Linked DNA regions of Homo sapiens: region 1 is linked to region 2. Evidence: read pairs that join two places in POLR2A ChIA-PET (ENCODE). Cell type or tissue: MCF 10A. All regions are shown on one strand. Each heading gives the region's core, and the rest is flanking DNA. Links, peaks and the distances in the headings are about the cores only.

Region 1 (4,401 bases), core at 71-4,070, 190 kb before region 2:
AGGGTGAAGTCATAAGTGACTCTCTGCCTTCCTGGCTTCAGAGGCAGGGCTGGTGCATGACACCCTGTAACATAAGCTGCCTGCTCCCACATCTTATATTCTCTTGCTCCCGCCCACTAAACACCACTTCCTTAGGGCAAGGGAATGCTCACAGTTGTAAGTGGATAGGATAGAATAGACATGTTCCCCTAAAATATTTGTTAACTCGAAATAAAGTATTGAAAAGGAATGGTCAATAAAGGTTGGTCATGCTGTGTATTAGGTATGATGCCAGAGTTTACGTTCTGTTCTTATAGACATGTGATATGCTTATGTCTTTGACATATCACCTCTTTATTTCAAAGGTAAAAAGAATAATCTCTTCCCTAAGTAACAATACTTAACAACAATAATCAGTTGTATTTGGAAACCATAAGAGAACATTGAGATGGTGTGCTGTTAGAAATATTTTTAACAGGCCAGGCACGGTGGCTCACGCCTGTAATCCCAGCACTTTGCGAGGCTGATGTGGGCGGATCACAAGTCAGGAGTTCAAGACCAGCCTGGCCAATATGGTGAAACTCCATCTCTACTGAAAATACAAAAATTAGCCTGGCGTGGTGGCAGGTACCTGTAATCCCAGCTACTCAGGAGGCTGAGGCAGGAGAATTGCTTGAACCCGGGAGGTGGAGGTTGCAGTGAGCCGAGATCACGCCACTGCACTCCAGCCTGGGTGACAGAGCGAGACTCCATCTCAAAAAAAAAAAGAAATATTTTTAACAGAAACTATACCTATTTTTTAAAATATACCTTTGTGCTCAGCTCAGTGTTTAGTGGAGTAGGACTGTGGCTAAGATTGCACGGGTTACTGGTTAGGAGAGCAGGTCCTGGCATCAGCCATAGGCTGCCGGGTTCCTGTGTTGGCTGTGTCTCTTACTAGCTTTTTGTCCTGGGGCAGGTTTCTTCACTTTTTTGTGCTCCTCTTTCCTTATCTGTAAATGGGAGTGTGAGTACCAGTATCTACTTCATAGGGACATGTTGAGAGTAAAATGAAGTTACATAATACATGCGCAGTGCTAGGATACTTAGCCCTCAGCAAGTGATATCTTCTGTTCCCAGGCCTGCATCCTGCCTTCACTTGGAATCCCAGGTAAAGCGTAAGGCACCAGCAACAAAAATAAGCTCCAAGATTACCATAAGGGACTATCTCAAAAACGAACATTGGTAGAATCCATGTGTTTCCATATAGCTAAGAAAAATCTCACCGAATCCATCATTCAACCTGAAACCTAGTAAGATTTCACAATAAAGGTCAACCTGGGGTTGACACCTGCTGACCACTAGATCTACCAAGATCAGCAGTTGTGTGGGACTGAGTAGGAGGATTGATTACAAATGACCAGAGGAAATTTGGGGGAATGATGGGATGGTTACTCATCTTGATTGTGGTTGTAGTCACAAACTGTATGTACTTGTCAAGACTCATAAAGCAGCACATGAAAAAGCGTAAATTTTACTGTAGGTAAGTACTTTGATTTTTAAAACAGAATAGCCATGCTGCATAAACTATACAGGGTGATTCAAAAAATATATGAATCGATATATAAAAGATACAGACATACAGGTATCTTTTAATACATTTTTCCTGCACTACAATGATTCTCCTCACGGTATGTATTGCCACAGAGACCTAACAATATACAGCTGGTCAGAATAAATGCAGTGGCAGAATTGAGAGTCACATCCTCTGCATTTATTAACATGCATTCATGCCCTCAGTTACACTCATGTCTAGTCCCAAGAACCCATGTTATTTCTCATACTTATTTTAAGAAATTAAGTCTCTAAAGAAACTCCTCTCCATAGGAACTCATCAACCATTCAACCATGGCAGGAAAATTCTCTCTGTATGCTACTCATCTCTGAATTCCTACTTCAAAATCAACATGGGGTTTAAGATTTTGGAGATTGAAAAATAGTCCCCGAAGGGCTGGAATTGTGTAAATCAAAGTGGGAAGCAGCCTAGAATCTACCCCCACAGTATTTCCCCACCTCTCCCCTCCACACAGCCTGCTTTCTCCCACCCTACCTCATTTCTGCTTTCCTCCTCACTCTCCAGCCAGCCTTCCCCACCTCTTGAAGCCCTCAATAAGAGAATTCATGTTGCCCAGTGGCAGAACACAAGACATGGTATTCCTGCAGAAAACAGGCTGTGTAGCCCAAAAGCTCTTTAGGCTAGAAATCTGGGAGACCTGGTCTTAGATCAAGTTCCACCCACTACTTAGAAGTTATTTGACCTTTTAGATGTCACGTAACTCCTCTGGGATTTGTGCTCGTTCATTTACTTTTAAAAAATTATTTTAAGGCAGGGAGTGAACAAGAATGATACTGCCAAATATATTAATCCTCTGGACAGTCATGGCAATAAATTTGGCAATAGTTGTGAAACTTCTCAGAACATAAAAGTATCCAGTTAAAACATCCATAATGGGGTTGCGTTATGGTGTGGAGGGGGAAATGCTGAAGCCTGGTTAAAGTTGGGGCTACTTTTCTCAAGCTGCCAGACTTTGGGTCACCACTGCCAAAGCCAGTGAGATGTATGTGAAATGGGATCCTGAGGGAGAGAAAACTATAAAAGGCATCGCAAATTTTAAAAGGCTTCTCTTGTTCTGTAGATTAATATCACTGTAGGAGTATCCTTGAATTTCATTGACGAGAGCTGAATGTTTTGTTTTAAGCAGTTTGCTTAACAGGGTGTGGAAATTTAAGTGCCAATATTCGAGTTGGAAGTTAACACCCTGGAAAGATGAATGAAAGTGCTGCCAGTCTGCTAATACTACCCAACTTCAGGCTCTAAAACAAAACCTGCAGCTGATTTTCTTGCGTCTAGAATTTCAGGGCTCTCTAGTCATAAAGACCTCTATCACACTTCTTTTGCTTTTTCTCTGAAATGAAAAATATAGGTTCTGAGGTCGCAGCTACCCAAGATGAAGGTAAATTCTCAATGTGGAAGTTTCTATTGATCCACTTTCTAAGTTCAATATGTTGCCCCTGTAATGGAGCCACAGCAAGGCAGGATCCTTGTACATATACTGGCTTTGAATTCTTTCTCTCGTGGGGTTACCCTAGATTCTCTTACCCTAATGAATGAGACAAGAAACACCTTTTATTCTACAAATACTATCATTTTACAAAGACTAATGATGAAAATTCCACAGCTTCCCCGAAGTTAAAATGTCAGACTAAAACACAGCTGGCTGTAGCTTATACTCTGGAAAGCTGTTTCTACTTATTTGTAGTTTAGAGTTGAAAATAAACTTTTCCTATCTCCATTGATATAAAATCTACCACAAAGAATTAGTACATTTAGGAGCTGACCATTTTACCGACAGTTTCATCAATTCTGATGAAGATCCTTTATAGACTCTCCACCCATAGCCCCAAGTCCTACATCAGGATGCCCCTGACTGAGGCAGGTAGGGAGATGAGAAGGAGAACTTGACTTTCCTGTTATCATATTTTCAAGTTGCTATGAAACCCTGCTCTGGGCACCCCAAAAGCTGTACACTTGTAGCTTAACAATTATGGGCAGTTTCTCTATTATCTTTGCCAGAATTATTCCTACTTTTTTCTCAATCCTGTTGATTTTCTTTTCTTCTCTAAAACTTTCCAGATCAGTTCAGATGGCCATTGGGCCACAGGGGCTGACTTTGTTTCCCAAATATTCTGATCTGTGGCATTCCTCTTCTGAGAAGTAGTTGAGCAGTGCTTTTAGAACTTCGGTTGAATGCCTCAGTTAAAATGTAACCCTTAACACTTCTGTATTGCTGGTGGGAATGTAAAATGATCCAGCTGCTGTGGAAAACAATACAGTGGTTCCTCAAAAAATAAATATAGAATTGCCATATCAGGCTGGACGCAGTGGCTCATAACTAGAATCCTAGCACTTTGGGAGGCCAAGGCAGGAGAATTGCTTGAGCTCAGGAGTTCGAGACCAGCCTGGGCAACATAGAAAGACCTTGTGTCTACTAAAAATATAAAAAATTAGACCAGCATGGTGGCACATGCCTGAGGTCCCAGTTACTCAGGAGGCTGAGGCAAGAGGACCACTTGAGCCCGGGAGTTCAATGTTGCAGGGAGCAGAGATCACACCCCTACACTCCAGTCTGGGTGACAGAGCAAAACCTCAGCTCAAAAAAAAAAAAAAAGCAAAGAGAAAGAGAGAGAATTGCTGTATGATCCAGCAATTCCACTTCTTCCAATATAATCTTCCCATATATTGGAAGAATTGAAAGTAGGGACTCAGAACAGATATTTGTACACCAATATTCATAGCTGCATCATTCACAATAGCCAAAAGATGAAGAGATCCTAACCAAGTATTCATCAATGGATGAATGGATAGAAAAAACGTGGTATATA
Region 2 (4,401 bases), core at 95-4,094:
TCTTAAATTTTTTTGTTAAATTTTTTAAAAGTTAATTTCTAAAGCCATCTTCTGGTTTGTCTCAAGAGAAGACATTACCTTTTGTCCTGAATTCTCTCCCCTGAACTTTCTCTTCTTCGAACTTTCAACCCTTAAATTTTCTTGTTAAATTTTTAAAAAGTTAATTTCTAAAGTCATCTCCTGGTTTGTCTGAAGAGAAGACATTACCTTTTGTCCTGAATTGCCTTTATTCCATAACAAATAGCATTTGAATGCCTTCTGTATGAATGTATGTTCTGAGGTTTGGCCAATATCTACAGTGTTCATTTGACACTATCACTCTGGTCATTTAAAGAGTACTTAAAAATTTAAATCATTTTAATATGAAAAACCTTTCTCATTGTTTGGACCATGCACTAGTGCCCTAGTATCTCTAGTGCACTACACATATCTGATTTTCACTTTCCAGGGGGGGATTTCTATCTCAGGGTAATGGAGATTATAACTATCAACGGATCCTAATCTTTTTTATTTCCTGGTTTCTGAATCATAGAATTGTTTTGCAATTAACCATAGAAGCAAGAATCTCTTTTTGGGGTGAGAGGTGGTGCGTAGGAGCAGAGAAGGGATATATAGGAATAGAGTGATCTATTTTATTTTACTATTTTTTCTTTATATTTTTTAGAGACAAGGTCTTGCACTGTTGCCCAGGCTGTAGTGCAGTGGTGCATAGCTCACTGCAGCCTCCAACTCCTGGGGTCAAGCAATTTTCCAGCCTCTGCCTCCTGAGTAGCTAGGACTACAGGCAAGTGCTACCAAACCCTGCTAATCTTTTATTTATTTTTTGTAGATATGGGATGTCTACTTGCCTAGGCTGGTCTACAGTGCTTAGGCTCAAGCCATCCTTCCTCCCTTGGCTTCCCCAAGTGCTGGGATTACAGATGTGAGCCACCGCACCTGCCTAGGGTGATATATTTTAAGAGTACAAAGTAGATTAGTTGTCATTGAGAATGAAAAGAATCAAATCTAGATGTTCGTGTCTCAATTTGAGATCTTCATGTTGCAAAAGGTTATTTTTGATTTGTAACTTTTTAAAACTTTGTAATCAAGTTGATTTATTTGTGGTTATTGTAATACTATTTTGCCAAGTCATAAATGGTTAACTTTACTGCATTCAGATTTGAGAATATGCTTTAGGTTTTAAAGTTGCAATCTTGACATCATGTATGAATTATCTCACAAAATAACTACTGTTTGGAGAAAGAACTGATCTGATTTCTTCTTTTTAAACCAGTGATACTAAAGGTGTATTTAAGCCTGTTTTGAGTTTGTTGAAACATCACTCCAAAGTGGAAACATGGAAGGCTTCGAGCTGGACAGAGCTGAGTATAAATTTAAATTTTTGCCATTTCCAGACTAGCCATTTATGGGGCTGATCTTTGCCTTGTTTGTTTTGAGGGTTAAAGGAGATAATGGGTGTAAGATACCTATGCCTTGTCTAGTTAAGTGTTCAGCAAATACTAATTCTCCCCCACCTGTTACAGTGAGCTGGGGATTCCCTGTGTTTGCATAAGGTTGTCCTGTAGCTCTTTCTGTATTTACATATGTGATCTAGTCTTGAAGGTGGCTGGCTGGGGGGGCGCTCAGTTTTGTGTATTGAAAATTGCTAGAAACTGAGAGTTGGTTATTATATTGCCATTGAACTTCCTGTGTAATGGATGGTTACCATGTGTTTGTGTTATTCTCTGGTAAAAGGCACTTTTTATACCAGTGGAGTGTAAATTCCAATGTGAAAACGTTAATCTTTGAAAACCCTGAGCTAGGCTCCTGTTAACAGCCACTTGAGGTTATCTGGTGCTAGAGGCTAACCAGATCCCATTAGGCAATCCTTTCCCTCCCTGTAGCACATTACCCGAGGGCGGGACTCTTGGAAACTTCAAACTGAGGCTCCCCATGGCTGTCATTGCTTAAGATCTCCCCTGGGTTTTTACAGAATGGGATAATGAGAAACCTTCCAGACAGAGGGGCAGTCTTATACCTGTCTCCATTCATTTTGCCTCCCTTCCTCCTCCCTGCCTCTATTTAAATCTTTCCTGTTCTTTAAACCCTACATTTCTCAGGATGCTTCCCCAGACAGCTCTCAATTCCACCCTTCTGTCTGTATTAAACATATTAGCACTGACACCCACTGCCTTACCTACTGCCTTGGCCTTTTTGATGCTCATCTCGGATTACAGCCGACCCGAGGGCATCCACCAGCCAGCCTGCCGTGCCCTGTGCATCTCTGGCCTGGCTCAGCCGTGGGTGCACTCTGCCTGGTCCACAGAAACTGATTCTGTTTCTTCTTTGTCAGATCCAACACTCTGTCTTGGAAGAATTCTCTGTAAGGTTTTCCACACAGCAGTCTTCTGTCTGTTACTTTTAGAAAGAAATGAAAAAAGTAATTTAAAAATAACTTGATGGCTGGACATGGTGACCCACACCTAAAATCCCAGCACTTTGGGAGGCCAAGGTGGGAGGACTGTTTGAGCCCAGGAGTTCGAGACCAGCCTGGGCAACATAGTAAGACCCCCCAAGTCTGCAAAAAATACTAAAATTATTTGATAGCTGGGTGTGGTGGCATGTGCCTGTAGTCCCAGCCACTCGTGAGGCTGAGGTGGAAGGATCACTTGAGCCTAGGAGGTTGAGGCTGCAGTGAGCCGAGATCTCACCACTGTACTTCAGCCTGGGTGACAGTGACAGCCTGTCTCAAAACAAAAACAAAACTTGGTATATGCCTTCCTTAACTGTTTTTCTTTTCACAGACATATGTTAAATAAATGCCATACTTTTTGCTGTATAACTTGATATTTTTGTACACACGCAGTGTGTATTATATCAATATGCATTCTTCTAGAAATGATTTCTAGTGATTGCATGTAATTCATTTTCCAGCCTGTAGGTGTAACATAATTTTTTCAACTATTTACTTATTACTGAATTTTAAATAACACTGCAGTGAACATTATTCTAGTTTTATTGAATGACTTCCAGCAATTAACTGTGTTGAATTACTAAACATAGTAGTTTCTTTCAATAAATTTGTGGAATATGTTCATCTTATTAGTATCTGAGTAATTTACTTCGTGGTCCAGAACTGAGCTAGGTGTCAGGGATACACGTAGACATAAGTATTGTAGTACTAAGGATAAAACAATGCGTATACCAATAGGAAGGGATGTCAGCTACTTAAGTAAATAGACTTTAATTATTTAGATAAAATAGACATGAAAGAACTTTAGTGTATGCAAATTTATAAAACATCAACCAGCAGCTGTTCATACCTCTCCATGTGTGGGGTGTTGGGAGTGGGGCACTGAGATGCAGACTGTGGCAAAAAAAAAAAAAAAATCTACCTGCTTTACAGACTGTGGGAAAAGAATCTACCTGCTTTACAGTTGCATGACATGGTCACTTAAGAGAGTGGGGACAGAAAGACATGGACCTGGGTAGCTTTGGAAAATGGTGTTTTGACTATAATCTATAAAAACTACAAAAAGAACTGCATAAACGCTGTACTCTAGTGGGTAAAGTTTCTCATGGGACACAGGTTGACAGTTCCAACGCTGCTTTATATATGTACAAGGGTTAAACAAATAGTGAAGGGGTGGTGGATGGAGAGAGCCAAGTTTCCCACAGCTGGAGAGGAAAGTCAAAGGTATGCAAGGAAGGAAAGCTAGAACGAACCTTGTGGGACTGTATTAAAGTCAGAAACCTCAATGTGAACTTAGGTTTAGCTTGACATAGATACAGAAATAATTATATTTTAGTGTGTATTCATGGATTAGGACACACATGTATTTCCTAGATCTGTTCACTGAAAGAGCTTAGAAACAATAACACCCCAGTATCTTGGTTCCTAAATTCCATTCTCTAATCACAGTAACCAGGACTCCTTGAAGAAATGGATAATTATAGGTCTGGGGCATCTTGCATTGTCAGAAAATAAGGAAGTGCTCACGAAACAAAGGATGTGGGCATGTCTGAAGGCCATACCAGCCAACCTCAAAGAGCTCCTAATAGCCAAAGCTGGAATAATTTGAGCAACAAAATAAATAATATGATGTACTGCATTATAGTCCAAGATATAAAATAAATATACCTGCACATAACTGTATACTGGGAGAAGAGACATCTTCCTTATAGAAGAATTTCGAGTAATGTTTGCAGATACCTCCCCGTTCACTAGCTAGGCCTTAGCCCTCCCTACACCTTGAGTGTGGACTGAATTTAGTGACTCACTTCTAAGAGACAGAGTATGGAAAGGTGGGGAAAAAGTAAATTTACAGTGGAGAAACCTGCCAGCACTACCTTGACCAAGTAATCAAAGTTTAACACAACCAGCAGTAAACCATGTTCAAACATGAAGAAAAGTTTCACTTT

What was found. Peaks named below come from ENCODE experiments on the same cell type or tissue, not always from the same donor. Only the 100,000 strongest peaks of a DNase experiment are listed, where the experiment ranks them.
Region 1: POLR2A ChIA-PET joins it to region 2 with 6 read pairs; 2 of 35 experiments call an interaction of 5 or more read pairs at or near these places.

Annotation. Positions count from the first base shown.
Region 1 is chr2:158,808,623-158,813,023 of GRCh38, forward strand. All of the region lies in intron 3 of DAPL1 (death associated protein like 1), which reads left to right. Among named protein-coding and RNA genes, the nearest start is that of DAPL1, 16 kb to the left of the region's middle. In MCF 10A, for the core only: no CTCF peak of the experiment used is centred there; no DNase peak of the experiment used is centred there.
Region 2 is chr2:158,993,629-158,998,029 of GRCh38, forward strand. All of the region lies in intron 1 of TANC1 (tetratricopeptide repeat, ankyrin repeat and coiled-coil containing 1), which reads left to right. Among named protein-coding and RNA genes, the nearest start is that of TANC1, 27 kb to the left of the region's middle. RefSeq lists an enhancer at 1,415-2,072. In MCF 10A, for the core only: a CTCF peak has its summit at 2,916; a DNase peak (open chromatin) is centred at 1,903.